Linked DNA regions of Mus musculus: region 2 is linked to region 1. The links are chromatin loops, found by intact Hi-C in ENCODE. Cell type or tissue: left cerebral cortex. All regions are shown on one strand. Each heading gives the region's core, and the rest is flanking DNA. Links, peaks and the distances in the headings are about the cores only.

Region 1 (16,673 bases), core at 3,420-11,419:
AAAACCCAATAATTTTTTTGTTAACAGAATTCAAGTTATATGGCTTTTTTTTCCCCTCACACTGAAAGGAAACATTTGATCTGGAGTACACCCATATCCACTGCCTTTGATCATCAGCTGAGTTGCTACAACTTTGAGGTGCACAGTAGTTCATCAAAATTGGGGGATCTTAGGTCTCTTTTGAGATCTGATAGTTATACATGATCTTCCCCAAAAGAAGCATTTATATTTTCATGGTCTCTAAAGTGATTGCCACGTCAACAGCCCTATGGGTTGGCTTGCTTAAAAACTCAAAATATTAGGGAGAATATGGGCTTGACACAGAACATTGATTAAACCCTAACCCTATTCTACACTGTACTTTTGAAGGGAAAAAAAATCATGTAATTTCTCAGCCCAGGTTTCTTTATCTGTAATATGAGAATTATATCCTTGAATTGGGATTATTAAGGAGGTTGAACACATAATGCACAAGAACATTTTAGCTCAGAGTCTCTGGAATGGAGATTGTGTCCAGTATATGACCACTCTAATATGAGATATTTAGTGAGCTGTTGGGAGCAGCCTTCCTGGAGCGGATGCTCAGGCCCACATCTACCTGCTGTCTAGACATCTGGCACAGTGAATCCAGGATTGGAGCTCTGTAGGAACCAGAATTCTTCTGGTTCTTCCTGTTCACCAAATCTGACACCCTTGCATGGTGATGGTCCCCCGTGGTGTGAATCTGTCTTAACAAGATAGACTGTGAAACCCCCGCCTTAGTTTCCTTTGCCTCCGGGATACAGTCATCTGACTTAGTCCTGCTAATCAGATGCACACACAGAGATGGAAGTATAGAGAAGTGACTGTGTGCAGAGGCTGAAGGAGTGCAGGGCCTACACTGCAGGCACAGATGGTGGAGAGGCAGCTGGGTTTTAGAGTCTTCCAAAGCAGCGCTTGCCTGTTTTGCCAGCTCTGTGTTGAGGTTCTGGGACTGTTTCTGCAAACTCACTCCAGAGCTTCTGGTCCATTGCACTGCTTTCATGAGACCCCCATCTTTCATGATGCTAAGTCTCCAACCGTTTCATTTTATCTTCTTACCTGCAACAGGCCCTTGCATGCCTTTTATGACATAAGTGAAAGATAAAACAGTATAAAATTTTTACACATGGTGGATTTTACATAAGAACCAAAGTTTCTATAAAGAAAGGGCATAACCCTGTTGCAGCCCAACTTTAGGGGATTCTTGGTTCCCAGCAGGGAGTTCTTTCAGCTTTAGTCTCAAGAGCTCTTCAAGGATCCTGATATCCCTAACCCATTCGATGCAAATTTTACTAATTTCTCCTCTAATGTCCTTTTCTGTTGTTTCAGGGTCTCCTATTTGTAGCTTCTGAACTTTTGTGACAGTTCCTTGCACATTCCTTCTTCTCCATGGCCTGAATACCTTTGAGGTGGTTCTCTACAATGCCCCTCATTCCGTTTGTCATGTGCTCTCATGATAGAGTAAGGCTATGTATGTTTGCTATGTGCACAAGAGATGATGCCTTTTATCCTAGCAACAGGCTTAGGATGTTCATATGTCTTAGTGATGCTCATTTTACATTAGGTTAGGTTGGTGTCTGCTGGTCCTCTCCACTGGGAAGTCACTAGCTTCCATTTTGTATTGATGGCCATCTTGCTGCAGAACACTGGGTCTATTTTAATCCTATTGTCCTCAGACTTCTACCTGATCAGTTTAGTAGACTTTCTTAGTCCTGTCATCCCTGCCCCCTCCCACATTATTGCTGTGCTTAGTTCTATTTCTCTTATTGCTTTTCTCCCCAATAAAATTTATTCTTTTTTCAGAAATTTCTACTTGTCTGCATAGTTTTGTTTTGTTTCCACACAGTGAACACATGTCTTAGGCTGACCTTGAACTTGCTACATAGCTAAGGACAACTTTGAAGTATGAATTTTCCTGCCTTCACTTCCCAAATACTGGGATTACAGATATTTGATCCCCACAGGGGTAGGGATCAAACCTAGCATCTCACACAGTAGGTAGGTACAATTCCCAACAAACAATACCCTACACATTCAGTTACTTTATAGTTCATTAATTATGAATTCAGATTCATGGATATTTATTTATCCTGTGATTTAAAACCCAACATTATCAATGTTTGGAGCTCAAATTCTCCCAGCCTTGGCCACAACAATGTCCTTTTTTAAAACTGGTACCTGCCACCTTCTGATGCAGTCTTTCTTTGAACAATTCTTGAGTAAAGTTATTCCAGGTTCACCTTTTATTTCTACTACCTCAGCCCTAAAACTAATCACTCCCCATTTAGGAACTTGTTAAGTCCTTAAGTCATATCCTAAACCAACTAAACATCTCTAGGGTGTCAGTCAGCATCAGGGTTTTGTAAAGGTCCTGAGGGAGTCTAATGTGCAGTTGTGGGTAATAACCAATGGACCCAGGCTTTCTGACTCTCTTTTGTTCTAAAACCTTTGGAATCTTGTCTGTTCTCTGCAGATCTGGATTAGAGATCACATTCTGATTTTTGTATCATGTTTATTTGGCAGACTACACTCTCTGAAAGAAAAAAAAAGGGTTAAAATATACATTTGTGGTGATTTGAATGTGCTTGGCCCATGGGAAGTGGCACTGTTAGGAAGTGTGGCCTTGTTGGAGGAAATGTGTCACTGTGTTGTGGGGTGGGTGGGTGGGGGCAGTGGGGTGGGCTTTGAGGCTTCCTATGCTCGGGCACCTCCCAGTGTAGAATGAGAACCTTCTCTTGGCTGCCTTTAAGATGCAGAATTTTTGGCTCCTCCAGCACTATGTCTGCCTGCACACTACCACGCTTCCCACCATGATGATAATGGACTGAACCTCTGAAACTGTAAGCCAGCCCCAATTAAATGTCCTTTTTAAGAGTTGTCTTGGTCATGGTGTCTCTTCATAGCAATGGAAATCCTATTTAAGACAGAAAGTATTTGACTCTGAAAGCAAACCACTACACTAAACAAAAAGGAGTGACTACATTTTTTTTCCTTGTCTTCTATTACCTCAACAAGCAGAGAGTCCTGGACAATTTTTTTTTTTTTGAAGAGTGATAATAAAAGCGCATTTTCATGCTGAAAGTATAACCAAAAATCCCAGATGTGACAACTCATCTTGGAAAGACCAGTACAAAAGGTGGGGATCTTCTGTGGGAAGTAGGTCACCATGTTGGCTCTTGTTTGAACAGAATCCCTCTGGGGACGCTGTCTGTGGCTTGTTTCTGCATTAGCTCAGTTTTCCCAGTTGTTTTTAGCTCATGCATATTCCTGTCCAGCTGCTAAGCTGCCTCAAGGTGGCTGATCTCCAGGAGAGTAGAACAAGATCCAGGGAGCCCCAATTGCAGTTAAGTCACTTTTATCTGAGTCCCATGGAGGCATGCAATTTGTTCCTACAACATCTCTTTGATTTTTCAAATGAGGGTCATCTGTGACAGTCCCTCAGCCTTCAAATATGCAAGGTTTATTCACTTGGGGCAGTTCTATAACAATGCAGAGTCCCACACCATTGGGTGGGTACCAGCATTTTTGCTTTTCTGGTGATCTTTTGGCACACATGCAATAGATCAGATTGCAGACAATTGGTTCATCAAAGGTGTGCTTTTATTCGCTAACAGAACTGGAGTTTCCACCCTTTTCACCTTGTAGGTGAGAGACCCTGATACCTGCAATACATGTTACCCTTTCTCCCAGGCCTTTCCTACCAAGATTTAAAAAAATTTCTACTCACCTTCTGGAACTTTGTACTGCAATCCTTCCTTCCTTAGATCCTAGACACAAAAGAGAAGAGGAAGGTCCCATCCCTACCTGTGCTGTGTGTATATTGTGTATAGTGTGTGTATGTGGTGTGTGTGTGTGTGTGTGTGTGTGTGTGTGTGTATACACTTGCCTTCTGGTCAATGCTACTCTCTTAATACTGCATTTCTTCACCCTGATGGAAGAAGCAAAGCCCAGCATTAACAGCTCATATAAAACTAACCCAGAAAAAGTAGATAATCCATCACCTTTCATAGGACAAGCTGATATTTAACAGTTGCAGTGCATTAAATAGTTAGGAACATATTAACTGTGATTTTGCAAAAAAAGGTTCATTCTGAGTTTATGATGATCTCATTTTACAGAAAGAAGACCTGATTTCTATTTTATTGAGCCCTAAACCTGATGCCTGGAAGAAAGGCCACAGCATTTGGAGTCGATGACGCGGGCGATGCCTTGGTATTAGAACATCATTCATCTGCCAGTCAGAGTTGACATTCTCACCTGGCCCTACCCACAGAGCAGAGCCAGGGAGAGACCACATAGCTCCAGAGGCCATGGCTCCATCACTTAGGAGCACGCCACAGAAATCGGATGCAAGTGCACAAAGGACATATGTGTGGTGGGTAGGGTGCTAAGCCCTTGGGAGTAGCAGAGCCAGGTGCTTCGACCATCTTTTGTGGATGCCATGGTTCCTCATATGAGGATGCCCTACTATCTACCAGGTGTCATGACTGTGTCTTTAATTTCCTCCTGCAGTGTGTGTGTGTGTGTGTGTGTGTGTGTGTGTGCTTTCCCTCTCCTCAGGCCCCAAAGTATCAAACACTGGAGACATTTTTGAAACATTCTTTTGGAGATAGTCATAGAGGAAGGAACTTATATTTCAATAAGATAGGAAGGAATTTATATTTCAATAAGATAGGAAGGAATTTATATTTCAATAAGATAGGAAGGAATTTATATTTCAATAAGATAGGAAAATTGCAGGACTTAGACATGTAAACTGACCTGGGTCCAGCAGTTTATCCATATCCAAGGATTTGCCTCTGTGCCTGATTGGGGTAATTTCGGGGAACCATTTTGACCTTCTGACCCTCTTCTATTGATAGTCGTGTGGTGTTGAGTTTGTCCGGTTCTTATCTGGAAACTCAGCTTAAACTATAGTCGTCATCCTTCTCAGACACACGTGGTCAAGTGTGATGATAGAGTGTGCTTTATTGAAGAGGGTGAATCCCACTTAGTAACTCACAACTGTCTTGGTTATTTTTGGACAAATTCAATAAAAATTTCAGGCTGCATTGTTTATAAACAAAGGCATTAAATCACAAACTGGCTTTTTTTTTTTTTTTGCATCTGTGTGCATATATGTGTACCACAATTTGCAATGTAAAATGTATTTATTTGGGATCAGTGTTTGTAATTTTAACAAATAGTATTTAGTACTTGACTTAGAAAAGGACAGGTTTAGAACATGAATACTGTTTAGTTTTGAATCTTGGCTCTAACACTTGCTAGCTGTGTTAACATTAGGTTTCAGTATTTCACAGATGTAATACAAGACCAAAAAAAAAATGTCACTACCTTATTGGATCAACACAAGGATTGAGTATATAATAGCTTTTGCACAGTGCTTAAAATGTTGCCTGGCACATAGTGTCATATAAATGTTTGTGAGTTAAAAAAAAAATGTGACCAAAGGGAAATTTTTTTTTTGCATAATGAACCAAGGCGACAATATTCCTTTTCCGTGGTTATTTATAGTCTAGTAGTCACATATGTGTATCCTTGATTAAAAAACTGTTCTGAGAGGCAGACTTCAGAGTACCAACCACAGAGCCACTGCTCACTTGCTGTGTGACCTTTGACCAGCTCTTTGGCCTGTGTCTTCATCCCTAAAGTATTTCATTCGGTTTCTGCCAGGACTCTGAGGCCTTTAGCGCAGGAGAGCCCTGGCTCTAGGAACTGCCATTTTTTTAGCTGTTAGGATTCAAACCATGTCCTTGTTGCACCCTTCCCGAACTGAGAAGGCAATCCCTCCTCTTCTTTGATGTGAATGGCTTGCTTAAATCTTTATTTCAGTTCCCCTGTGCTGAATCAACCACATAGGGGCTCAGATAAAGGCCAGTACTCTAAGGAGGGAAGTCATTGTGAAGCCCAGGGGGTGGATTCAGGCCGCCCCACTGTGCGCTCTTCAGCCTCTACATTGCCACTTAGCTAAGTCTCCTGAATGTCCTTTTACCTCAGCAGGTCTTCCCTTCCCTTTGGATCATTCTGAAGTGTCACAATGCAACTCTGACAGCTATCCACAGCCAGAGGGTCACATCCTACAGCTTCCCTCTTCAGAGGCAGTCGGAAAGTATTCAGGACAAAGCCGCCTGTCCAGACTAGATGAGCACCCCCCCCCCCGCCCCCATTATCACTTGTAAATACTAAGGTAGCATAAAAGGGCTCATTAGCCAACGGGGCTTTCAACTCCAGTCCTTTTCTCAAGGACCCTTGGCAGACCTGTTCTGACAGAGAGAAATGTAAAATTCTGGAGGACTCCTCGGCTTGAAGATCTGCAATGGCTTCGGTGTAATTCTTCCCCTCTTCTCCCACGGCACATTGTAGCACTTACCAGAGCTTTTAAACATGAATAATGAGGCGGTATTATGCAATATCAATCTCTCCCCCGACCACAAGCTCCTCAAGGGCAGGAGACCTGCCGTATTCATCTTTGTATCCCCTGCAACCAACTGGCACACATCTCAATCAACGTCTGTGGAATGGAAGCTGGCTGAATTTATACCTCGGGTCACGGTGTGGAGCTCAGACGGGTCTGGAGCTGAAGGCAAGTAGGACTCATTTATTTCTCGCTGCCTAACTCCGCACTGGCTTCCCAGCAGATCCAAGACACCACAAAGGTTAAGGTGATTATTCTGTTGGTGCTTTGGTGGAAGCTCTTTCTCCTTGTTCTTATAGGAAAGGAAAAATGAGGCCCCAGGTCGGCCGCGTTGTGCCTATGCAGGGCTAGAGAAAGCCAGTTAGGAATGTCCCTTAGCCCAGCGGCAGAACCGCAAAGAGCTGCTAAGACCGTTCTGATAAAGCCTGGTCCTAAACACAGAGCATCAGCTGTTTCCTTCCTTTGTCACAAGCGCGTGTCTTTGACTTAACTTTAGTTTCTAAGCAGAAATACAGAAAAATCATCTTTGGAGACCTTGGCTTGTGTCCAAGCCGGGAACTCTGCTGACACTTTATTTTGCTCTATCTAGTCTTATTGCCAGACAACATCGGTGTTGACGCTTCCCTTTACAATTTGAGGAAACTGAGGCCCAAGAGGTTTATCCAGAAAGAGGCTTGGAGATGGGCTGCGTTTGGATCCCCTCTCTCCACCCACCACGGACTTCGCTCTCTGCACACGGGTGGGAGCGTGAGTTTGCGCGTGACTGGCCGCGCGCTTCCGTTTTCACGCGAATCCTCCCGCCTAATTTCCCCGATTTCACTTTTTGGAGACTAAAAGTCCGGTTCTCCAAGGTCTCGCCTCACTCAGCCATCTCCCACCCACGTCCCAAGGACAGACGGCCACTCCCCCACCCATTTCTGAGTCCCAGACCGAGTTAAGTCCGCGGACTCCGCGTCGGCCCTGTGGATCCCCGCGCCGTGGGGCTGCCCCGCGCACCCAGAGCTCCCGCGGGATCGGGTGGCCCGCTCCTGGCCCCACCTCCCCTACCTGACGCCCGCGCGGCCAGCGGCTCCGCAGCCTCCGCCCACCAGCGCGCCTGCGCTGCCATTGGCTCCGCGGGCTGCCCGTCTCCTCCGCTCCGTCCCGGAGGCAGGTTTAGCGGGAGAAGCCGCAGTCCCGGCGGCTCGGGCGCAGCGCGGAGCGCCGATCGCGGTGGGCATGGCCCCGCGCGCGGGAGTCCATGTCAGCAGCCGAGCCACGGCGGCAGTGAACTTGGCGACGCGCTCCTGTGGTCCAACCTCTGTCATGTAGTCGCCGGCGGCGCTCCCCGCAGCCCGGGAGCCGCAGCGCGATCCAGACACAGCAGAGCAGCCGGGGCTTCTTCGGGAGGCGCCGAGCGCACCGCCACCCCTCGGACGGCACTTTGGGCCGAAAAGGGACATGGGGGAGAAAGTTTCCGAGGCGCCTGAGCCCGTGCCCCGGGGCTGCAGCGGACACGGCGCCCGGACCCTAGTCTCTTCGGCGGCAGCCGTGTCCTCGGAGGGCGCTTCCTCAGCGGAGTCATCCTCTGGCTCGGAAACTCTGTCGGAGGAAGGGGAGCCCAGCCGCTTCTCCTGCAGGTCGCAGCCGCCGCGGCCGCCGGGCGGCGCCCTGGGAACCCGGCTACCCGCCGCGTGGGCTCCCGCGCGCGTGGCTCTGGAGCGTGGAGTCCCTACCCTGCCGCTGCCGCACCCGGGAGGAGCGGTGCTGCCGGTGCCCCAGGTCAGCAGCGCATCCCAAGAGGAGCAGGATGAAGAGGTGGGCTCAGTCTGTCCCATCCCACACCCTCCAGGTCCCGGCTGTAGGGGCCCTTTAGGTCCCTTTGCGTGCGCGCTGGTGTCTTGGAGAGGGGAGGGAACTAAAGGTGCTCTGCTACAGCCTGGGATAGTGACTGTCAGGAGACTCTGTGGGTCCTTGACTTCTAGTGGTTGTCCTCGCGCGCTTGTCTACATGGGCTACCCGACCGTGTGCTTTGGAAGTGTCACTGAGCCGATCGATCCCTTCATGTCTGTATCTGCTTGGGTCCTTAGCTATTGAATGTGATCTGAAAGCTTGGCTTGTCCCCACAACTCATATCCAGATTCTTAGACGTGGGAATCGCTAATCACTGCGGTCTTGGATGGAGCGGGAGACCTGGAGCGTTTGACGCTGGTGGGAGTGGTGACTGTGGAGTTGCTTCTTGGGGTGTCAGAGACCAGAATACGCTGGAGTCGCCCGTGGGTGGTTTTGGTGGTCGCTTCACCTTTCATCCTGGGGAAGAGGAAGATTCCCCATGCTAAGCCTATCGCGCCGGCTCCTATTTGGACTCAGTGTCCAGAGGAGCGCTGTCACCAATCTGGATAGGATGTGTCTTGTTCAGAGGACTTTGTCTAGCCTCATTTCTTCGAAGGCTGTGCATCCAAAAATTATCGGTCTCTTCCTGACACACCGAGTTTTGTAATCCACTAGGTTGCTATCTCTGGTTTTCTTCTCACCCCCGCCCCCCTCCGCCCCTTTCCCCTCTTACTTTGGAAGACAGGAAAGGAAGATTCTCCAAGTCTTTAAGATTGTTTGCTTTGGACATCTCTTGTGGGAGAAATCATCTTGATCAGACAGGACCATAAATAAAACATGACCCTAGCGTAGTCTTCCGTGTGAAATTAATTCCGCCGTGCCAGACTGGTATTTCCCCGGTCTCTGCTGGGATTAGCAGTAGGAAACAATTGCCTTTGTCCTTAGAAGAAGTAAACAGAGCCCGGGGTCCTGGCTTTAGCCCCCTGGGCATCTAGCCTGGAAGTAGAGGCCGGATCTTGCAGAGGCAAGTTCTAGCCAAGCAAAGATGGAAGGAGCCTTGGCTGGTGGTTGGCCAAATCTCTGGCCATGATCCTTTTCTGGATGCTGTGGGAGTTCAGGGATCTCGGCAGGTGCCTGGAACTCTGCTTTCTAGAACTCTTTGGCTCCTGAGTTGTGAGACCTGGATGCATTTCCTTCCTTAGAAGTTCACTTCTGTAGTTAAAAGTGGAGAGTTTCAAGGTTAAGTTCATTCCAACACGAGTGCTGTTTCTGGCCTGGAATTTTGGGTAGCTCTAAGTTCCAGATTGAGTTAAGTCATAGTCCAGGAGTTTGCTGAACATCACACTCACCCTAGGAGCTGGCAGAGAGTAGTGCTGTCTCCTGGGTACATCTCCTTTTGATGTAGCATGTTGGCTCTGGGTAACTGGCTGTCCTAGTCTAACGATTCTGTATAGCTAACATGGCATTCACAAGGTCTTGAAGATGTGGGGGATGGGGGTGGGTAAGTTCTCATTCTTGGTCCTGATTGTATAGCTGACTTATCACCTCACCCCAGAGTGACAGTGTCTTACTTTCTCTGAAGTGGATATAATGATATCTTATTTTCCAGGCAAGGCAGTGAAGGTTGGTTGATTGAAACTTACTCTGTGCTTCCGAGTTGAGTGGCCAAGTGGTTTGGGTCATTGTTTTTGAAAGTTCAGATTTGGATGCCAACAGACAGGGCTGAAATTTGTGGCACGAATTAGCCTACCAGGGGATGATGGGGCACAGTCTTGACTGGCCCGGGAAATTTTGAGGCAAAACCCGAAGAAAGTCATGTGACTCCCTGACCCCAGCAGCAGAAAGGGTTAAAACTTAAAACTTGATGAGGGGGTGTAAAAGCTCCTGGACACACCCTGGTACTGATGTGGCACACTGCATGGAATTGTGGGATTGTGATTTTTGTGGAATTTCGGCTTTGAGGAATTAACAAAAACTCTTGCCCTTTTCCGTAGGAAAAGCACACACTAAATTACTGTGCCAGAAGGTTCAGGAATGACAGACTGAAAAACACCCCCGTTCATGGAAATACCTGGGGTTGACTTCTGGTTCTGTCACATTGATCATGTGTGCTTACAGGCCATTTGACTTCTGTCAGCCTCAGTTTTCTCACTTCCTAAATGGGAGTAATAGCAATAGCACTAGAGACATTCTGTATACACCTGTACACATCATCTGATTTAGTCTCAGCATAGCAGCTGATATTGTGCACCAAGTATCAGCGAACATTAACTTTTATGTTTATTGCTTATAAAATATGGTGAAATCGAACTTCAAATTTGGGTTGACTTGTTATTTCATTAATGTGTAACTCACACACTGTCTACTTCGAGAGAATCCGAGCTCTTATTCCCGTTCTTAAAAGATTTATTATTTTTAAATAATGTGTATGCTTGTGCACACGAGAGCAAGTGCTGTTGGGAGTCCAGAGAGGGCACGGGAACCCCTGGAGCTGGAGTTACAAGGAGCTGTAAGCCACCTGATGTGCATGCTAGGCACTGAACTCTGGCCCTCTGCAGGAGCAGTAGTTGCTCTTAACTGCTAAGGCGTTTGTTTCTCTTGCCCTCAGCTTACTCCCCCTTTCCTGAAATAAGTTGGGATTCTTTCTCTTCATCTTAGGACAAGTTGTGACAAATCACCTGGTGACAAATCACCTGGTGATCGTTTTTAGTTATACTGTAGCAAGGGCCCAGACTATAAAACATTAAAAAGCTTAAGAGCAACTCACAGTGTGACAAGACATTCATTTCTATTTTAAAATTGCTGTGTAGCTTGGGAGATTAATTTTTTCCCCAAAGAATTTTTAAAAATATCAACTCACTGTATTTGTTTTTCAAATGCAAGGAAATTCTGGTTCTAGCGTATTACTCCAGTGCTATTTTTGTTTGATAACTTTGTTAAAGTTGTTTTGAAGGTCACAGTGTTTATCTGTCTCATAGTCTGTCTCACACGTAAACATAAAGTCTTATACACTTCAGTCAGACCTGTGGACCTTGGTGTTCTAAAAATGAAAATGTTGAATGTTGTCATTGAGAGAGTTCTAAAATTTTAATTTGCCTTTATTATCCTATGGTGTGGGGATAAAATCTACAGTCTTACATGCACTGGGCAAGCATTTATCACTGAGCTACAGACCAAATGGTTTTGTACTTAAAACCATGAGATTCAGCACTGATGGGTGACTTTGTTTTGTTTAAGGCAAAGAAATAAGCAAGCAAAGAAACCCACCCCAGTATTTGCCTTGTGTCTTGGCTGCCAGTCTGTAGATGTGGGGTTCTCTATGTTGAGGGATGGCACACTGAATTTCTGATGAACATCGTAATTTGGAGGACTTACCTCCCTGACGTTTATGCAATTTGCCCTTTCACCTAGTCACCTGAGTCCATCAGGAAAACATAGATATTTACGATATGATTCATAACAGTAGCAAAATTACAGTTGTGAAGTAACAATGAAAATGACTATGGTTGGGGGCACCACAGCATAAGAAACTGTATTGAGAGGTCGAAGGACTAGGCAGGTGAGAACCAAAGCTCTAAGGGCGTCTCTTTCTCACAGTACCTTATGATCCCAGTGGGGTCACCATTTGGTAGCTGGTGGTGGATAAGTTCAGACAGCAGGAATTTTAACCTTGGGATGCCTAGCACCCACTTCTAGTAAATGAATGGGAACTTAGTAAACAGATGGTCAACGAATTCGCAAAGCAATGTGAATTCTGAAAACTAGTCTCTGAAACTACTGATGTGTTTGATTGAGGGTGACTGTGTGCCCATTTGTTTTGTCTGTTGTGAAATAGGATGCATAAGTCTCTTGACCCCTATGCTATTAAAACAAATAGGCAAACAAAAACCTTGTGGCTGAGAAAAGAGGTATTATGACGTGTGTGTGTGTGTGTGTGTGTGTGTGTGTACAATTAACAAAGTCAAACCAGGGACACTTGATAATTCACTGTGAGTATTAGAATCAGAAACTTCCAGAGACACTGTAAACTCAGAATGGCCCGAAGGAACTCTGTAGCTAAAGAGCTTGCCAACTTACTGCATGTTAGCTGGTTGTATTCTGCTATACCAAGGGACTTATGCTATTGACAAAAATTGAGAAATAGTGTCCCTTATTAACTATAAGCACACTTAGGGGGTGTCTCTAAAGTGTTTTATTAAATGCTGTCTGATTGGAAGGGGTGCCTCTAACATCTTTGAGGGTATTTGTGTTTTGGGGTTCCCCACATAACAGTAATATAATGGATGGGTTTCTGGTTTTTATTGCTTATGAGAATAAACAGCAAAAGGAAACCATGATCTCAGCCATGTTTTTTCATAGACTTTATATTTTATTAATCACAGAAGCTACATAATTTGAAAAGGGAAGTGCATGAATCTTGGCATATTTATTATTTAGTCTACTTTTTGACTCAATACTTCAGTGTGCGCCACGAGATTAAAGCAGCAGTCAGCCTAGCAATATCTATATAGTCCAGCTCTGGGGCGTCGTCATCCTGGACAGAGATGGGTTCAACATCATGCAGCTGCTCATGTACCGAGGGAGCTAGACGTAAACACACGGTGATTATTAATTAACTGGAGACAAAGGTGGCGACCGAGGCACAGGCTGTGAAGGGGTTATGTGATCAAATCCTGGAATTCCGTGCGTGTGGGAGCTGAGGCTGGGAAAGGATGCTTGTGCTGAAGCTGAGCAGGAGTTAGGTGGAGGAGAAGACAGGGAAGAGCAGGGGAGAGGGTGGCCACCAAAGGCAGCGGAGTGGCATGGAGGGAGGAAGCGAGAGCAGGGAGCAGGTGTCTGAAAGAGCAGGTAGTAGTGCAGGCCTCTGAGAACTTCATGCTAGGGCGCGGGGAACCATTTGGAGTGCCTGAAGCAAGGAAGTCTGACCCGATGAGAATTGTATTCGCAGGAAGCCAGGCACCTCAAAGCCTGTGTGCTGAGAGCTGTGGGTATAGTCAGTTCACACGTTCCTATGTTGGAACTGATAATCCAAACAAGCATGGATGAGATGGGGAAGGGAAGAGAGAGAAGTTAGTTCAGGGACTCCAGGTAAATACATATGAAAGCTGTACTCCAGGACATGGTAAGTATTTACACCTCGCTAATATTTTAGAGCAGCTGAGCGTCTACCCATTTACTGAGACTTAATGGATACAGGGCTGCGTGTGAGTCTACGTTCATGATCGCGTGCGCTTGCCTGGAAAGGGCAGGTGCTCATTTCTTTCACCCCTTCAGAGCAGCAGTGAGAGTTTCCCTGCTCCGGGGTCAGGGTCCGATCCTGGTCCAGTCACGGAGAACGGATGACTTCATCTAGGTTATTAACACTGAGGCCCTTTATGTCCACGTTCACATCCAGCGTGATGCATGCCATCTGTGAAACATTCCGTAGGACGTTTGCTTTATTACTGAGGATGGGGGAGGCTGGCTCTTGAAGAACGTTGGTACCATCACTACCCTGGAAAGGGATAAGCAGAGATCCAAGTTGCTCCCAGGGTGAATTATGCTGCTAGGGCATTTTGATGGTAGACTGGCAGGCTCTTTCCTCTCTGAGTAGTTAGGCAGGTGACGTGTATCACTATTAATTTCATGGGTGGGACATTTTTATGAGGTAGTAACAGCAAACTCTATGGTGCGTGATTCGTTAGCCTTTCTCTGAAGACACCGCCCCTCTTTTCCATATGGAACCCGTTCTTAGGGATCGGTTACTAATCGGTGTCCTACAGGGCTTGACGAATATGTGAATTACCAGGTTGTTAGACAGAGGGCTGATGTCAGCCGTGAGGTGAGGCAGGAAAGATGACTCAAACTTCATCCCAGAAGTGAAGGTTTGTGGTCTGGGAAGGGAGTTAGAAGTCATGTGATGCTTTGGGGGTGAAGAGGTGAGAACTGTAGTCCAGAGGCCATCCCAGCTTCCCAGAGGAGAATGCAAATTACCCTCTACACCCCCCTCCCCCCAAATCCCTTCTGTCCCTTCGAGACAGTGTACACATTTGAGCTTACAGTAATCCAGGAGCCGGTTGGTTCTATGTAAATGTTGCTGGGTCGGCTGGCTGTGTGCTCTTTTCTCCCCTAGTGACTCCGGGCCTCCTTTGCACACATTCAGGCTGACACCTGCCTGGCTTTGCATTACTGGCTTCAAAGGTTTTTCCGCTGTCTTCTGCCTGTTTCCCTGTGGCTTCGTACCTGGTAGCATTATTTTAAGCTGAGGCATAGTGTGAAACACAAGATTAAGCAGGGGACCTCTGTTCCTCTAGCTCTGGGCATTTGCTTCTCTGCCCGTCTTTTTGGCCATTTGCTTCTACCTGCCTCGGAATTCCTGGGAAGGACTGCACAGTACTTACCTCCAGGGTCAGGAGAAAAGAACCATTCTTCAAAGATAGCAAAAAAGTAGGTCCAGGCCTGTGGTCCGAAGTCTCTCCACGGTGTGGCCACACAGTGAAAGAGCATAGAACCTTCGTGAAGGCCCTAGGGACTGATGCCGATACTCTCAATGCTGCGCATTCCTGCTCATTTAATGAGTTGCATTCCTAACTAGACACGTGCCTGAGACGGCTTAGACATTTGTATCCCAGGCCTGTAGTCTTCTGCTCGCCCATCAATTCTCCGTTCAGACACAGTCGATATAATTTTGATGATGGTACTTACTTCCACTGAACCTTTCAGCCCAAATGCTCTGTGATGATATCGGGGGTTGCGGGGAGAAGGTGGGCGTGTGTAGAGGAAGATAGAGATACCGGCGCGTTTGGCTCCTTTCCTTACTGATTTCATAGGCTACCATGTGGAAAATGAAATTTTAATTCTAATGTTCGGAACTCTTGTCATTTTAACACTTTTCAGCACAGGGCAACCTCCCAAGTGAGCCCAGCTTGATATGGGTGGATGAGCCCGTGTTATCAAACTCCCGTCAGATGTGGATCTTTGGGCCGTGGCCTTCCACCTCAGTTTCCTTTTCAACCTGTCGGAAGTCAAGTGTGACATTCTTTCCTGGGTGGTGACTTTGTGTGTTTCTATGTTTGTCTCCAAATATCATTACACCTTGGGTTGCGTTAAGCATTGGTGCTGCCAAGCTTGTGTTGCTCAGTTATCCACTCTTGCGTTCGGAGAAGCCGTACGTAAAATTGTAGCCACATAATGGCAAGCAGCTCAACTCCACTCATTAGTGAAGCGGTAGGAAGATACAGTGAAAGCCCTTCTGTATATAAAGGCTGGCTTCCAAATAGCATTACTTCTTGTGGATCTGTTGGTCCCATAGAGACACACAGTGTTAACTCGGAGCACCCGCCTTTGCCCTCACGCAGTGGTAACTCGATTGGCTTCATTGAAATAAACTGAGCGCTCGCCCAGGTTTCCGGTCTTAAGAAATAGCACTTGAGCTTCTCACAGGCGTTTTCTTCAGAGAGCTCAGCAGCCCCAGACGCTGGTCTTGAGAAAGCAGTGCCGTGAGAAAAGAGAAGAACCCAAGGAGACACCCACTTTCATGCCCATATGGCCCTTATCAGACTAGTAAGTTAAAGCACCTCGTTACGTTAGAGAAGGGAAGATGTACTGTGCAAAGGTGAACTGAGTCACTTGTCATGTGTCGGAAGCCTGTCTCCTCTCTGCACTAAGTCCCAGGACTTTGAATTATTTATCTACTGTTTGAAAAATAGCCTTGCTAATGGCATTTAAGATAACACTGTTTCTTGGAAATTCTTCTTTGTAGGTTTGTTTCCTTTCAGTAGGAATTAACTAACTCCCCCCCCCCCAAAGCTGTCCCTTTCCTTTATTGATGACTGAGGAGCTAGTCCCCAAGGTACCTTGAAGACCTTTTTTTTTTTTTTTTTTTTTAGGGATAAGCTTTTATTCCATTGTGATGCGTAGCTCCTAGCCATGATGCAAATTTTGTGAATAGAGCACAAGAGATCCACCAGAAACGACAACTTTAGCTCTTCATTTTCTCTATCACAATGCCCTTAACAATTCGGTTTTACACATTACCCCTTTTGAAATTGAAAATAGTTGTATTGGGAGGGACTTGGCTTAGCCGTGAGCATCCTGAAGGTGAAGAGTTAATCAATCAATCAATCAATCAATCAACCAACCAATCAGAGTAACCTGGCTATGGGGAGTCACCCCAGTAGGGGAATGGAGCCCTTCATGAGCTCCTCCACTTGGAGGAGAGCTGGCTCTGGATGGTTAGTCCACTAGTCTGCAGTTCTGGAACGTGCAGTGTTCTTACTGTCTTCTGTTTTATTATTTCTGCTGTCTCCTGGGCATGATATGGCGATTACTCTCATGTATTTGCAGCAGCTGTAGTTATATGCACAAGACTTGAATGGGATGAAGCCAGTAAAAATTTCCCCAAATTCCAGGAAGACTAAGGCAGGGCCCCAGGAAGCGCCATCAT
Region 2 (16,673 bases), core at 5,247-13,246, 310 kb before region 1:
TATACAGGGGATGCTATCTGGTTACTTGGCTTCTCTGGGCTGGTATCATTTCCACACAGGAGCAATAATTTGTGCTACTTTCTTGGATAGTAGCATCACTAAACCTTTGAGCACTGTCATTATTGAATTCTACCACTTAATTTTACCAGTGGAGAAGCTGAGACTAGAGGCTAAGTAAATTTCTCCAGGGTAAGAACTGAAAATGGTATAGGTTTGTATTTGCTCTCAGCATCTGCTATTGACTCATTGATGTGGTAGGCACATTTACTGAGCAGTTATTGTGAACCAGTAACTCCTCTGAATGCTTTCTCCTGTATTCTTCCTTGTCAAGACCTTCCAAAGTTGGTATTTGTATGAGGTTCCTCTTGCAGCATGACATTTCCCCAAGTTGCATGGCTTAGGATCCCCCTGTTTGCTATTTTTGCTTTTGTGGTTTAGAAGCCTGGGTCTGGCATGGCTGAGTCCTCTCCTATGGGTCTCTCAGGGTTAAAATGAAGCTATGTTCCTTGAGGGATACTTCCAAGCTCAATCTGATAGGAAGGTCTGGACCCAGATGCCGAGGGAGGCTAGGTTTTCTGGTTAGTATGTATGTATGTATGTATGTATGTATGTATGTATGTATGTATGTATGCATTTATTTATTTCTTGGTTTATTGATTGATTGTTGTCAATTTGACACAAGATAGAGTTATCTGGGGGAGAGGGAACCTCAACTTAGAAAATATCTTCATCAGAATGACCTTAGGCAGGGCTGTCAGGTATTTTCTTGATGATGATTGACGTGGGAAAACCAACCCCATTGTGGCTAGTGTCATCCCTGGGCAGGTGGTCCAAAGCTGTATAAAAAGGAAAGCTGAGTGAGTGGTGAGGAGCAAGACAATAAGCAGATTCCTCCATGGCCTCTGCCTCAGTTTGTGCCTTGGGTTCCTGCCCTGAGTTCCCATTCTGATGGACTGAGCTGTATGCTGATAGAAATGCTTTCCTCCCCAAGTTGTTTATGGTATATGGTGTCTAGCACAGCAATAGCTAGCTAGCCAAGATACTAGGTTGGTAGGTCATTATCTCCCAGTGTTCAGAGATAAGTAGCTGTCATCTTTTCCACTGGTGGCCTGTGGGAAAGATCTGTGAGTGGAACACTTGCAACTTCCCATATATTGGCTTTGCCATGCCACGTGCAGAGCTGATCGCTAAACAGCATGCCTCAGGCTTCACCTTGGCTTCCTAAGCATTCTTACAGGAATTAGGGTGAAAGCGTTGTTTGCTTGGAACTGACCATTGACCATAAGCATGGCATTAGTATGAAGGGGTCAGAAGGGGGACTGGCCCCATTCAGAAACACATGCATGGTTTGTGGCTACCCTGTATGTGCTTGACATCTTTCCAAATCAAGTTTGCTAAAACTCTAGGATGCTTCCTCTCGCTCCCTGAAAAGACAGAAACTATTTTAGCTTAGTAAGACTTTTTGATTTTGTTCTAAGGATGGTCACTAGTAGCTGGAGAAAGGTTTTTTACAAGTTTCCTTGCTATGGAGACTCGAAAGACTCAGATCTGTCCTTCTCTTTGCTTCCTCCAGGGGTACTCTAGGGACATTCCATAGTGTAGACAATGGGAGTTGGGATGATATATATAGAGAAGAGAAGGTTAAGAGAAAATAAAGGGGGATGTATAGATTTGCAGATGATCTGAGGAGAGAAGTGGGACATTCTTTGGAGCCCATGCGTATGAGTGGCCACCAGATAGTAAGCATTGGGACATCTCTTCCCAGCCCCTAGGTCAGTGGTTCTCAGCCTTCCTACTGGTGTGAATCTTTACTATAGTTCCTTATGTTGTGGTGACCCCCAACCATATGACTATTTTGTTGCTACTTCATGACTGTAAATTGACTGCTGTTATGAATTGTCATGTAAATATCTGACATACAGGCTATCTGATATGAGACTCCCGTGAAAGGGTCATTTGATCCCCAGAGGAGTCAAAACCCACAGGTTGTGAGCCACTGCTCTAGGGGTTGCCTACATGATCTAGCTCTTGTCTTCTTACACCCCCCTGAGCCCTTTTCCTTGGATAGATGCAAGGAGGTTGAACAGACACATGAAAGGACCTTAAATATTTGATATCCCTTTAAATTCTCACAATCATGGCTTGTCCCCTGCTGTGGCTTGTATGTGGTTGGTCCCTCAAATGTTCTCTGGTGGAACATTTGGCCCCTGATATGATGTTGAGAGTGTTGAAACCCTAAGAGGTGGAACCCTGAGGTTATTGCCTTTGGACTGGGTTAATACAGTTCTTGTGGGACCCTGGTTAGTTTCCTCATGTAAAAACTGTTACAAAATAACAGTTGACCCATGGCTCTCTCTCTGACTTCAGTCTCATTATGTGATCTCTTCTATATGTACTCATGGTGTGACACCATCCATCATGAGACCCAGAGCTGACCTGAGGCCAGCACCATGTTTCTGGATCTCTAGAACTATGATATTTTTTTTCTCTTATTTTTCAAGTTTGGTTTGGCATTGCTGCTGAGCCTTTATTTGATGTTTAAGAACAAATAATGAATTTATGAAATTCCTAGCCAAATGGATGGACCTGGAGAGAGGGCATCATCCTGAGTGAGGTAACCCAATCACAAAGGAACTCTCACAATATGTACTCACTGATAAGTGGATATTAGCCCAGAAACTTAGGATACCCAAGATATAAGATATAATTTGCTAAAAACATTAAACTCAAGAGAACAAAGACCAAAGTGTGGACACTTTGCCCCTTCTTAGAATAGGAAACAAAACACCCATGGAAGGAGTTACAGAGACAAAATTTGGAAGTGTGACGAAAGGATGTACCATCTAGTGATTGCCATATCCAGAGATCCATCCCATGATCAGCTTCCAAACACTGACACCATTGCATACACTAGCAAGATTTTGCTGAAAGGACCCAGATATAACTGTCTCTTGTGAGACTATGCCAGGGCCTAGCAAACACAGAAGTGGATGCTCACAGTCAGCTATTGAATGGACCACAGGGCCCCCAATGGAGGAACTAGAGAAAGCACCCAAGGAACTAAAGGGAACTGCAACCCTATAGGTGGAACAACAATATGAACTAAGCAGTACCCTGGAGCTCTTGTCTCTAGCTGCATATGTATCAAAAGATGGCCTAGTCGGCCATCACTGCAAAGAGAGGCCCATTGGACTTGCAAACTTTATATGCCCCAGTACAGGGGAACACCAGGGCCAAAAAGGGGGAGTGGGTGGGTAGGGGAGTGGGGGTGGGTGGGTATGGGGGACTTTTGGTATACCATTGGAAATGTAAATGAGCTAAATACCTAATAAAAAATGGAAAAAAAAAAAGAACAAATAGACAAAATGAATCTCTTCAAGGTATCCAGCCTCAGGTATTTCATTATAGCAAGAGAAAATGGACTGACTGTTTCTACGTCACTCAACCTTGGAGGCCAGGGAAGGAAAGGCCCAGAAGCAATTTGCCTGTGTGTTTGCCTGGGGTGCCATGGAAGGAGATGAACACTAGGATTGGGTGAGGGGCTGTTGTATTTATAGCTGGTGGCCAAGTGTGACTGTTGGCAGCTTCATCAGACATGCTGTTGTGGCTCGCACAGTGCCAGGCTTGGGCTGGGTGGCCTTCTGCTTATTGGCAGGAGCAACTCCTTCAGCAGCAGCAGAGCTGAATGCACAGTTCCCGTCTACTTTCTGACCCTGCCTTGGAGCTCCTTTGGCTTCATCACACCTTTGACAGGTGTGCTTCCAACCCCACTGTCATTTCTACAAACACCTCCTTGATTCATTCTTTTCTACTCCAAAAGTCCCCAAGAAGCTTAGAGTGGTGGCCCTTGCCTGCAATCTAGCGCTTGGGAGGATCAGGAATTCAGGGCTAGCCTGGGGTACACCCTGAAACCCTGCCTGCATCTCCCCACAAAGGTCCCCAAGAATTTTGTTTCCCTCAGTGAAAAGTGATCTACACAGGATGTTTCTGGCCAGCTCCACAGTCACTCTCATGGGGCCTGGGTTCGTCCATGTTCCCTTGACTTTCCACTTTGATTTGACAGCTTTTATTTTTATTTTTTTAAAAAAAAGACAACCAGCCAGGAAGTTGATGGGTATATCAATAGACTGGAGTGCTTAAGGCCAGGAGAGAAAGTGTGGGGCTGTAAAGAGTAGTTAAAATTTGACCCTGAACTTAGTTCTGACAGTCCCATGTCAACTTATTTATTGGAGTGTTAGCTTCTAGACAAGCTTGTCACAACGTGACCACACTGCCTGTTGATGCGTCATGCACTTGAGCTGACCATGGCAGCTCTTCCAATTTTCCTTCAACTGTACTGTATTTCAAAAGCAAAGGGAATGGTGGCTGGGAAGATGGTTTGTTGTCAGAGAATTAAGCAGGGCAAAAATGATGGCTCCTTACTTTTCAAATGCACATGCACACATGTGTTATCTTGAATGTATGTTTCAGGGGACACATTTCACTATTAGTAGTAATAATAGCATAAAACCAAAGGATTTAACCAGAGGTTTATTGGATTTGTGAGACTGGAAGTTGGGAGTAAGTGTGGACTTCAGTGTAGCTGAGTGCAGAGGCTCCTGCCCCATCACTGCAGGGCGCTTTGAGCTCTGTTGGTATTTCCTTTCTTCTTAGGCTGGAAGTTGGCCATGGCCTGCATCTGACAGAGTCCAGAAGAGGAAGTGGGGGTTCCTCCTGGGCCTTTGAGAAGCCCGTGGAGAATCTTTCTTTTTTTTTTTTTTTCCCATGACTTATGGGACTCAAATCAGTTATGCCCTGCTGGAGCCAATCACTAAGATAGAAATGTGCCATTCTGGAACTGGAAACCGAGTCCACTTTCCCATATGGTCTTCATGGAGAAGGGTTTTTCCCAGAGGGAAATGAGGATGCCAGTCAGCAGGGAAGAAGGAGGAGGAAGGACCACCGGCATGATGGAAATTGCGGAATGCACAGTAGGACTCACGAGTCTGAGTTCTGACTCAGAAGGCCCTCTGCTGTGTGCAGGCAATTGGCTGTTTTTCATTTTGACTCATTCAACAAATGCTTATTTTATTCCTGTGTGTGTAAGCCAGAGGTCCAGCTTGGGTGCTCTGAAAGTGCTGTCCACTTGGTTAGGACAGGGACTCTTTGTCCTTAAACTTGCCAAGTAGGTCAAGTTGCTGGGCCAGGGAACTGTAGGGATCTGCCTGTCTCAGGCAGTGCTAGGGTTACAAGTGTGTGCCATCAAATATGACTTCTCACATAGGTTTTGGGGATCAAACGCAACTTCTCATGACTCTATGTCTAGCGTTTTGCCAACTAAGTTTTCTCTCCAGTCTTTTAACAAATGTTTACTGAACCATTAAATCAATGCCAAATTTATGCCAAATGCTAGAGGTAAAAAAGAGTATTAAAGATACCGACATATCCTTTAAGGATTTTGCACTCTAGTGGAGAAGAATAGGAAAACAGAAGTATGAGACATACAGAAAGTTGAGGCGCAGAAAAAAGGAGAAAGTTTCATAAACATAGAGGAAGGTGCAACCAAATCTGTACAAAGCAGTGGCTCTCACCCTTCCTAATGCTGCAACCCTTTAACACAGTCCCTCATGTTGTGGTGATCCACAACCACAAAATTATTTCACTGCTACTCCCTAACCATTCATCTTTCTATTGTTATGAATTGTAATATAAATATCTGATATGCAGGATATCTGATATATGACCCCTGTGTAAGGGTCATTTGACTCCCCTAAAAGGATTGAGACCCAAAAGCTGAGAACCACCGGTATAGCAGGGAGTGAGTGGACATCTGGGGACATAAGGAAGAGCATCATACTCAGAGGGAGCAGCATGCACAAGGATACAGAGGGCAGAGGAGGATGGCAGGTTCCAAGATTCTATCTGCATAGGTAAGGCACATGAAGGACACGTGAAGGTTGTTTAGAGATGATTCCTAGAATCCAAGTTAGGGAAAGGCTTGGAATTCTCGGGCAGAAGAATTCAGTCAAGAGGATGGCAAAGGCAGGATTGAAAAGGCTACTGTGGCATCGTATTAGAGAGGGTGAGCCTGAAGGCTGGGTGGCTGTTCTAAAGCCAATGGAGGGGAAGGAACTGAGGGCATGAATAGAGACAGGATGGGAGGTTCAGCAGAGGGGGACTTGGAGGGAAGAATCGTTGGGCCTGGTAATTCTCTGGGCTAGGGGAGGTTGGAGGGAAGCAAGGGGAAAGGACATATGTGCAGCCATGCCATTCTGAACATTCCAGATCCTGGGAGCTAAGCAGGGTCAGGACTCGTTAGAACTTGGACGGAGAGAGGCGTGCGAGAAAAGTTGCTTGAGTGAGCAGGTGATGGTGTGTCAGTAACTGAGCTGGAGTCTGGGAGGAGGGTAGTGTAGATCTGAGAGAGGAGGGCAAGTTCAGTTCTGTACACGAAGGTGAAATTCTTGTGGGCCATCTGATGCCATGATGGGCAGTGTCGAGGACTGGAGATCAGATCTGGAGGCTAGAAAAGGTCTCTGGTGATGAGCAGGGCAGATGGGATGCTTGTAGTAGACGGCTAGGAAAGGCCATTTGGGAGAGGAAGCTTTCACACATACATGCATGCATACATACATACATGAGAGCGTGCATCAACTCATGCACACTTCATACACCTGTCCAGTTCTCCAGGGTGCCTTTCCTAATAGCTATAGCACTATACATCTGAACATGGGAGGAATACGCCCACTGACCAATTAAGGGGATAACATCTCTTTCTGGAGAGTTTAGAGGGCAGGGAGCTGCCTGTCTGATGGGGTTATTGGACTTGAGGTTAAGTGTGCTTATGACAACAGTGACAGGATTCTTCAGCCTCCAGCTCCCTTCTATCCCTTCCCCCAATCCATCAGGCTTTGGAACATTCCAGGTAGACATGGCTGGATGGTATCTATGGTTTAGCCGCTGAGCTTGTCCTTGGTGCAGATATTGCTACTGAACACTAGGAGGCGCTTCCGGGCACTCAGCTCAGCCTGGATGAGCTAGATTGTACCAAAAGGTGATCTACAAGCATATTTCCTTGCGTTAATGTGACACAGGATTTGAAGTCTTAAACAAGCTCCAACTGTAGTCCTAACTTGAGCTCAAAAGCCACTTCATATGACAAATGCAATGACCAAGACAAGGAAACACTCTACAGAGAAGATTTTGTTTTATTTTTATGTATTCATAATCTTGGTCTTGAACTATTTGTTGAACAAATAGGAGAGCATACACTTTTTCAAAACCGCAGGAGGCCTTTTCAGTAAGGAATGTGTGATGTGTCGGTCTTGACTGCTGATTTGGTGGGTCTTAGAACCAATGAAGGAGACATGGTGTGTCTATGAGGATGATTCAGAGGATTGAGAGGGGAAGACCCAGTCTTAGAGGGAGTGGGTGGGACCATCCCATGCCCTCCAAGAACAAAAGTGTCAGGAGTCTGCCTATCATTGCTGCTGCCATCCTCCAATGACAACACACTCCAGCTGTTTTGTTCTTTCCATGTGGACTGAATACTCACAGCTCTTGAGGGATTTGGTGGCTGTTTGGAACCCATTTTGAGTGGAGGCATCCAGCTTTACGGACCTAACCTCTCTGGGCACCTCTGCCTCGCCAGCATGTAGGCTGCCATTGTTGGATGGCTTGGAGAAAGATAAAGGGATTTCTCTTCAGGTTGTTTGTAAGCCAAGCTAATAATTCTCCTTTGATAATGTATTTATGTTCTGTTGGTTCTATTCCTTTTGAGAACCGTGCCTAACAAAGGACAAGAACGGGAAGCCATATGGTCGCTCTTTCCCTGGGCTTCAGGCAGCCTCCAGGGAGGTTTCTTCTCTCTCCACTCGATCCTGACACTGCTGGCTTATTCAGAGAGTTCTACTCATTTCTTGATTGGAGAGGGTGTCTCAGAAATGCAGACTCTTATCTGCTGGAACAGCTTGAGCTTTCTGAGACACCCTGGAAAAGTGTTAGCTTGCTACCGTCAACCCACATTGCTGGTGGTCTGTGTAACAGTAAAACTTAGGTTGTACTGGTCAGCTTGGGATGCCACAGTTTTTAAGGAAACCTTGCAAGTTCTCGGGTAAAAGGAAGAATGGCAGCCAGTTTGAGATGAAATGTATTTTAAAAGTGTTATTTCAAAGGGGGACATGTTCTCCACGTGACGTCATCCTTTAGTGCTTCTCTCTCCGTTCAGGCAACATGTCTTAGATCGTTGGCCCATATGTCACTCATTCTCGCAGCTACATTCATGGACTCAAGAACACAACTGGTGATATGCCCCGATTTAAATAAAAATAAACATATAGCAAGCCCAAAGATGCTTGGTCCCTTTCTTGTTTCCACTACCATACATGACCACTGAATGGGTTTTCTCAAAGTTCTAGTTCCTGGAGCATGAGCAAGTGCGGCAGAGAATTACAAAAGGCTGCTCTCTGTCCTGTAGATATAGACAAACTTTGATTCATCCACTCAAAAAAAAAAAAAAAAAAAAAAAAAAAAAAAAACTTCAGCAGCCTTTCATATGTGATGCCACTAGATGTCACTACACATCAAGTTTCTTGAACGAACCAGTGGGAGGCCTGCCCAGCCACTGTGCCTGCCTCTCCTTCTATTAATGTTTAAAAGCTGCATTTGTACTGGCTACACTTTCCACATTGAATCTTTTGTTTAATGTGACACTCATTCCTAGGAGCCCAGCTTCATTCTACTTAACTGTAAGGCAGCCATCCCTTGGCTGGGGTAACTCCTGTTGTTGCTCTTCTGTCTAACATACTCTCCCTCCCTCTTCCCCTTCCCCCCTTCCCTTCTCTCCCTTCATCCCCCCTCCCATTACTTCTTTCTCTCTTGGTGCTTTCTTCAGTTGGGGAGAGGTCAGAGGGCAATGTTTATACCTTCCTCTGTAGCTCTTACTTTTTGAGACAGGGGTCTCTCCATGACTGGAATCTGCTGCTTGGCTAGACAGGCTGAGCAGCATCCCTTCAAAAATCCCCTCCCAGCCCGCACTGTGATTGTAGGCACAGGGGCCATTCTTGGCTTTTTACGTGGATTTCTGAACTCAGACTCTTTTGCTTGCTCGGCAGGCACTTCACCGATGGACCATCTCGCTCTCCTCTGACTGCTTCCCACACCAGTGAAGTTCTTGCTCTCTGGCCTGTTTTGCCTGTCCAAGTACAACTGACAAACTGAAATCCAGGTAGCTAGGTTCTTCAGGATATGTGAGTTCTCCATAGAGGTCATTCTGGCTGAATGGGCCTCACATGGGACCCCATGTGAAGCATCAGGGGTGATCAGGAAGTCTGTCCTCTCTAATAACCTCTATGGAAAAGGCCTTTGCTAAAACAAAACCTCTTCCTTTGATCCCTTTAATCCCTTTATCTTTTCTGGGCTTTTTTGTCATATATTCTGTGACAGCTCTCAGGGGACCAAGGCCAGCAGAATTTGCTATGCCTTGGGAATATCTATCCCCATCAGTAAGTCAGACAGTAGGAAGGAGAACTTTCGTCCCCAGAGGGGCCCTTCAAGTGTGTGTTTGATGTTGACGGCTCTCTTTGTCATGAAGAATGGTGTTCAGGGGAGCCGGGATCATATGCTGTAAAGATAAAACTTGGGACTTAACATTTTGCAAAGCCCCTACATCTATCATGCCACCCCGATCTCACGGCAATCTATTAAGGAAGACAGGATGGATATTTTTATTTCCATTTTACAGAAGAGAAAACAGAAGGTCAGAGAGGTTAAATGGCTCACTCAAGGTCTCCTGGCTATAAAAACCTGCATCTTCAGCTTCCTGGGCCCTGAGCTCTCTGTCTTTCATGATCTCCAGCTGCTGCTGCCTGCAGAGGGAATTGTTAAGGGCTACAAGGAGTGGACCTTTTTTTTTTTTTTTTTTTTTTAGCAGGGCGGGCAAGAGATTTGGTGCGTTAGAATTCGAATTCAGGGCAAGAATGAAGTGTCCCTGCCTGGTTCTTTGGCTGCCAGCCACTGCCTTGGCCAAGGCATACTCAAGGCACATGTTGGCACCTGAAAAATTGCCTGGCTGGTACAGCCCAGCTCGCTGAGGCTGCGTTGTTGATGATGTGAAAAGGGGAGGTGTATAGAGGAAGCGTGTGGAAATGCCTCACCAACCGCAGAGGATTTAGAGAAGGCAAGTTTCATGCTACTGTGCTTATTTCCTTAGCGAAAGGAGAGAGAGAGAGAGAGAGAGAGAGAGAGAGAGAGACACAGAGAGAGAGAGAGACAGAGAGAGAGAGAGAGACACAGAGAGAGAGAGAGAGACAGAGAGAGAGAGAGAGAGAGAGACACACACACACACAGAGAGAGAGAGAGAGAGAGAGAGAGAGAGAGAGAAAGAGCGCTGAATATTGTTAAGTCCAACTAGAATGTAAAAGGAAGTAGATGAGGTAATGACAACAGTGACCCAGGCTCTATGCATCCTCTTCAAGCGTTCCTGGTCCTGGGGCTATCAGGCACAGGTCAGGGAGAGGCATGGAGATATTGCCTCTGTCACAGCTGCAGCCCATGCCTGGGTGCACTGCATCTATAAGGCACTTTGCTAACCCAATGAAAACCACTAGCTAATCACTAAAATAATCTGTTAATCTGTTGAGTAGGACTCCTTTACTGATGACTGGAGGCTTTGAAAAATACTGCTTAATCAATGATGACGACAGAGCTAATTTTCTGCTTTAGCCACTATTTGACAGAGAATGGAATGGCGCACATCCCTGCGACGATCTCTCCGCTCTGGCTTCTGCAGGAAGGCCTACCTGCAGAGTCTGTGTTTGTGGATCCCAGAGGAGTTTGCTTTCCTGGTGCTTTGTTTGATTCTTGGTCTTTCTTTCTTTCTTTCTTTCTTTCTTTCTTTCTTTCTTTCTTTCTTTCTTTCTTTCTTTTTTATTAGGTATTTTCCTCGTTTACATTTTCAATGCTATCCCAAAGGTCCCCCATACCCACCCCCCTAATCCCCTACCCACCCACTCCCCCTTTTTGGCCCTGGCGTTCCCCTGTACTGGGGCATATAAAGTTTGCAAGTCCAATGGGCCTCTCTTTGCAGTGATGGCCGACTAGGCCATCTTCTGATACATATGCAGCTAAAGACAAGAGCTCCCGGGTGCTGGCTAGTTCATATTGTTGTTCCACAAAAATATGGAATGCTTCATGAATTTGCGTGTCATCCTTGCGCAGGGGCCATGCTAATCTTCTCTGTATCGTTCCAATTTTAGTATATGTGCTGCCGAAGCGAGCACGATTCTTGGTTTTTTTTTTGTGTCAGATGCCTAACTGTTTCTGAGGTCGGGCCCGAATGCCATTTGAGAGCGGACAGTTGATTCTCAGGACTAACCCCTCAGATTTCATCAGAGCTGGTGGGTTTTGACCTTGACTGCAAATAGGAATTGCTTGGTGAGCATTTAAAAATTGCTGATACCAGGGCTCCCCCTCTGGATGTTTGAGTTTAATTGGTTTGGGGTAGCACCCAGACATTGGTATTTTTTAAGTGCCTCAGTTGACAGACTATGTGACCAAGGTTGAGAGCCTTAGAGGAAGTTGCTTGTACAGTCAGTTCTTTCCATGCGTGGGTAATGTGGAATCCAGCTTCGCCTCATTTTCCATTTGTTTTCCCCCCAATGGTAGAAATTTAATCTATGCATTGAAATGAGAATCATCCACTAGTCAGTAATTATTTCATTTAAATGCTAAGTTGAAATATCCACTATAAATGTGGAAATAATTTGTACTACAGTATTTCTCAAAGTATATTCTTTTGTTTATTTATTTGAGACAGGGTCTGCTATATGCTAGGCTGGCCTTTGAGTTCTATACGTAGCTGAGGACAACTAAGCACCCCTTGAACTCCCAATCTTCCTGCCTCTAACTCTGGAGATTATAGCTATGCACCAGCCTCCAGTGCTGGGATTATAGCTTCCTGCCTCCAATGCTGGGATTATAGCTATGCACCAGCATGCTAGATTTTATATAGTACTGGGGATCAAACCCAGGGCCCTGCGCAGGCTAAGCAAACAGTCTTCCAACAGAGCTGAATCCCTAGAGGGATACTCTTTTTATAATTTATATAGGATGTTCTCCATGCTTGCCAACACGGAGGCCGCTGAGCCAGTGCAGATGGGCCAGTTTGCTTCATTCTTGTGGACTCTCATTATGGTAGCTGCTGTAGAGGGTGTAGGGGAGTTGAGCGCTAAGGCTGCTCTAGACTAGGATGCTAGTGTACCTATCTGAGTGGGGTTTGCTTTTTCTCTTTTATTTTTGAAACCACTAAATTTGTAGCCTGTGGCCTTCTGCCACATCTCCATCTGACCACGCACGTTTCTCTTTGTGGCATGTTGGCTACTGAGAGAGCCAGTCTCCTTTAGCCTTTTGGCATTGCTGACCAGCTGAAAGTTCTCTTCACTCGATTCCCCTGCAATAGGAAAACAGGAAGAGAAATAGAACAGCAGCTTGACACGCCAGGTCTGAAGGACCACACGGATCTTCTATTTCCAATTAGCAGTTTCCCTGCAGCCCAGTCCCGAGGTCGCCAGGCCACCGTGCATCCAGCTGTTTAGTGTTTGCTGGCTTACTTGCTCTAAATCGTTCCTTCAGAGCTGTTATGCACAAGATCAAACACCTTGTCTCTTGGGCAAAGTTTTCTCTGAAGAGTTTGGAGCTTCAAAGCCACGTTGTACCCGTGATTAGAGTACACGATGTAATTGTGGTTTCTGTAGCATACAGAGTCTTTCAGGTTTCTACTTCCTATTGTCCCTTTTCCTGTTATGGCCTTTCTCTTTCTTTCTCTTTTTTGGTTGGGATTTATTTATTTATTTCACATGTACAGTGTTTTGCTTGCATATATGTCTGTGCACTGCATGCGTGCCTGATGACCAGGGATGACAGAAAAGGGTGTTGAATCCCCTTGGACTGTAGTTATAGATGGTTGTTGTGTGGATGCTGGGAATTGAACCCAGGTCCTCTGGAAGAGCTGCCAGTGCTCTTAACCACTGAGCCATCTCTCCTGCTCCATGGTGATTCTAACAATAAAGAGGTCCTAAGTTCATGTTCTTGCAAGTCTGTATGTTATAAATCAAGGTGCCTGGAATCCTATTCCCAGTCATGGTGAAAAATTAAAGTGACAACTTCAGATTGATCACATGCTAAGAGACTCTGCCACTATCCCAGTCATGTAGAAGTACCAACAGAAAAAAAATAACTTATTTAATTGAAGTAAGAAATGTAAGTAGAAACTTTAAAGAAGGGAAAGTAGACTCATTGAATTAAAAATCTCAGAGATGGGTTGTAGTGTAATTTAGACACAGATAAGGAAAGAATTAGTAATTTGAAAGAAAGAATTGACAGCCAAAAAGGATTGGAAAAAAATTCCTTGATCAATTCCATTATGGTAAAATGCATAATATAAACCCTAAGAAAGGCCAATGTAGTTCCTTACATCTGTAATCCTAGTATACAAGAGGCTGAGACAAGAGAATCACTATGAGTTCTAGTCTAGCTAGGGCTATCTAGTGAGTTTTAAGCTAGCTTTGACTGTAGAGTAAAACCATTCTCAAAAGATCTAAAAACAATAAGGTAAAGTCCGGGAATTACCTACAACATGGTGGCATGGAGGCAGACAGCAGAATTCTCTCAACAGAGATACCAAGAGACAATGGATACTAAGACACTTGGAACCCACAGTCTTTTGCCATCAGCTAATACCATGAACACATTTAAGCAGTGCTGAGATTTACTCTTTTGGTATGTTTGGTAATTACTGGAGAGTGAAATCTCTTTCTATTCTTGCTACTCGGTAGGATGTTCTAATGAAAGCAGACCTTAAACTGAATCCTGCCTTATCCTAAGATGTTTTTCTTTTAATTTGCCAGTTACAAATAGTAGTTATGTGGGTTTTACAAAAATCACGAAACTCTCCATCCTTTAAGGATTACTCCCAACAGCTTGCATAAAGCTTCTCTAGAGGCCGTTGAGATGGTATCCATGAGCAGCTCAGAGGACCTTTCTGTTCTATTAAATGATAGAATCTTTTATTAAGTAGGGAGATGCAGGTCAAAGGGAGCCCATTGCTCTGCCTGGACTGAGGTGCTGCTGTGGGCTGTTTCTATAGCTTGTTCACACAGCAGCAGAACAAAACAGGTGCTTGCATACTACTAAACCACATAGCTGGACCACCAGTTATTTTTAACAATAAAAGGTACTTCTAGGCCATCTCCCTCTCTGTGCAGTCTCAGTATTTTCAGGGCTTGTAGAAATTGCTTCTTTTTTTTTTAAATTTAGCTTTTTCATTGATTCTCCATGAATTTCACATCATGCACACCAATCCCACTCATCTCCCTACCCTCAAGTACCTGTCCTCTGCCCTTACAACCTCCCCCACCCCCCAAACAGGAAAAAAAAAACCCTTGGGGAAGTTGTAGTCTATGCCAGTGTGTCCCACAGTATACCCTTATACTTCTTTACTTGTGAATGTTCACTGCAATGAGTCATTGGCCTGGTTTGAGGATATCTGATTCCTGCTACACTATCAATACTGGGTCCTCACTGGGACTCCTCTTAGATATCTTTTGTTGCCCAGTGACATGGGGATCTTGCAGCTTCAGATCTCTAGGACTGGCCCCTTCATGCACGGCGGCAGTTTGTAGATGCGGCGGATGTTGGGGTTGGGCTCTCATGCACCCACACCTCCAGGACAAGCTCACCAGCATCCGGCTCTCTGGCTCTCATGCCCTGTAAGGGATGGGGCTTGAGAGGCTGCTGGATCCTCTAGCAGGGTCAGGTCTATTGTGCTGCCCAGGTGAGGTGCAGGGCCTGCTCTCAGGAGTGCTACACTTGGTAGAGGCCTGGGCCAGCACCCTACTCTCATTGACCCTAGGGACAGCTCTTCCACCTGCCATATGTTGGGAGGAATGAGGGGAGAGGGCAACACTCCCTTGCCTATGCCACCACATGGTAGGTGAGTGGCAGGGTCAGCTTTCTCATGCTTACACTCTCCATTGCCCCAATCAGGGCCAGCTCTGCTCTGCTTCCTGGGTAAGTACTACAGCTGCTTAGGGGCAGGGCTAGCTCTGTATAGCCCTCAGACATCAACATTGCAGCCCAGACCAGGAATGTCTACCTAGCCTTTAGTGGTAACAGATCCACACTGCTGCAGAGCCAGACATGGCCCTTGGTGGAAACACAGGTGAAGAGTTTACCATGGCCTTAGGAGGCCATGTTCCTGTCTCCAGCTCTGCCTCTCTTCATTGTGCACACATCCCTCTGCTTCGCCTTCTCTTCCACCTCTCCACCTCTTATTCATCTTAGTGCTACCTGATGCCTTTGGATGTCTGGAGTGATCTTGGGAGGGCTATGCCCTACCTATTCTATGTGGCACCTCGAAGAGGTTGTCTTTGTGGTCTGCTCATCCAGGCTTAAACTTCATGGCATTGGGCTGCAGGTCATCTCAGGCTTGCTTTGTGAGGCTGAGTGGGGAGAGTCTTTGCTTTTCACACACCGGGCAAATGTTTCCATTGTAGTACATCCTTGACCCTTTCTTAAAACCTGGAATGGTGACTCACTGCTTAAAAGCCCTGATGCTCTTGTAGAGGAACCAGTGTTCAGTCCCCAACACTGACAGGGCAGTAATCCTGTAAATGTCATGTAACTCCAGTTCTCGGAGATCCTACACCCTCTTCTGAACTCTGCTGGCACCAGGCCATGCAATGTGGCACACATCTATACCTGCAGGCAAAACATGCACAAGTAAAATACAAGATGAAGCAATTAAAAAACATTTTTAATTTTCAAGACCGGTCTCACTAGGCTGCCAAGGCTGACCTAGAACTCACTCTATATTCAAGGAGCACCCTGAACTCATGATCCTCCTTCCTGTCTTAGTGTTGCAAGCTGTTAAATTTTCAGGCTTTCCCAGCCCATAATTGTACCTGTATTTATATGATTTCAGGGCTGACCACTTGGTATTGGATAATGAGTTGGTGCGCTCTTCCCTGGGGAGCATTGTTCCTCCCATTCTCACTATTCCTTAGTTGCCTATAGTTTCTTGTCTAGAGTTTCAGTCCCATGAGCCTTCCCCAGTACAGGTGAGCATGCACATTGGTGTGTTCACTGTTCAGGTCTTGTTTAGGCAGCCATGCTGATGAGACTTCATGGGTGAAGCTTCTCTGACATTTCTTGGAGACAAAAATCTCACAGCAAACTTCGGATTCCTCTAGTTCTTTGTGATCTTTCCACCCCTTCTTCTGCTATGGTCCCTGAGCCTTCAATGCAGGAGTTGGGTGGTTGGATGTATCAGTTGGGGCTGCACACCACATGATCACTTGGACTCAGCATTTGAATTGGTTGTGGTTTTCTGTAATAGGCTCCATCTGTTGCAGGGAGACATTTCATTATTTTCTTTTGATGAAGAGTGAGACCTATACTTATCCGTGGGTATAAGAATAAATATTTAGAATGTAGCTAGGGATTATGCCAGCTTAGTAAAGTTGTGGTTGTAAGTTCTACTCCAAGATCCATGACTTCATCAGTCCTGACACTAGACTTTTCTGATGTGGCTTCTGGAGGTTCAAGCTGGGGTCCTCATGCCTGTTAGTTACTCTCTGACTGAGCTATCAGCCCAGAACAGGAAGGAAGCACACTATTGAATAAGATATTTAAAATTC

The links. Peaks named below come from ENCODE experiments on the same cell type or tissue, not always from the same donor. Only the 100,000 strongest peaks of a DNase experiment are listed, where the experiment ranks them.
Region 2: it touches region 1 in a loop (3-fold over the local background); 11 of 42 quality-filtered maps call a loop at or near these places.

The regions. Positions count from the first base shown.
Region 1 is chr13:103,325,396-103,342,068 of GRCm38, reverse strand. It overlaps Mast4 (microtubule associated serine/threonine kinase family member 4), which reads left to right and starts at 7,577. Exons shown (of 29, transcript NM_175171.3): 1 at 7,577-8,233. The coding sequence starts at 7,877. In left cerebral cortex, for the core only: a CTCF peak has its summit at 8,075; DNase peaks (open chromatin) are centred at 6,881, 7,548, 8,048 and 8,610; H3K4me3 peaks cover 2,712 bases; H3K27ac peaks cover 1,285 bases.
Region 2 is chr13:103,636,511-103,653,183 of GRCm38, reverse strand. The region is part of intron 1 of Gm30551 (predicted gene, 30551); the gene reads left to right. Gm24870 (a small nuclear RNA gene) reads right to left here and starts at 11,258; the gene lies at 11,152-11,258. In left cerebral cortex, for the core only: CTCF peaks have their summits at 6,986 (motif pointing right) and 8,564 (motif pointing right); DNase peaks (open chromatin) are centred at 6,974, 8,336, 8,595 and 12,146.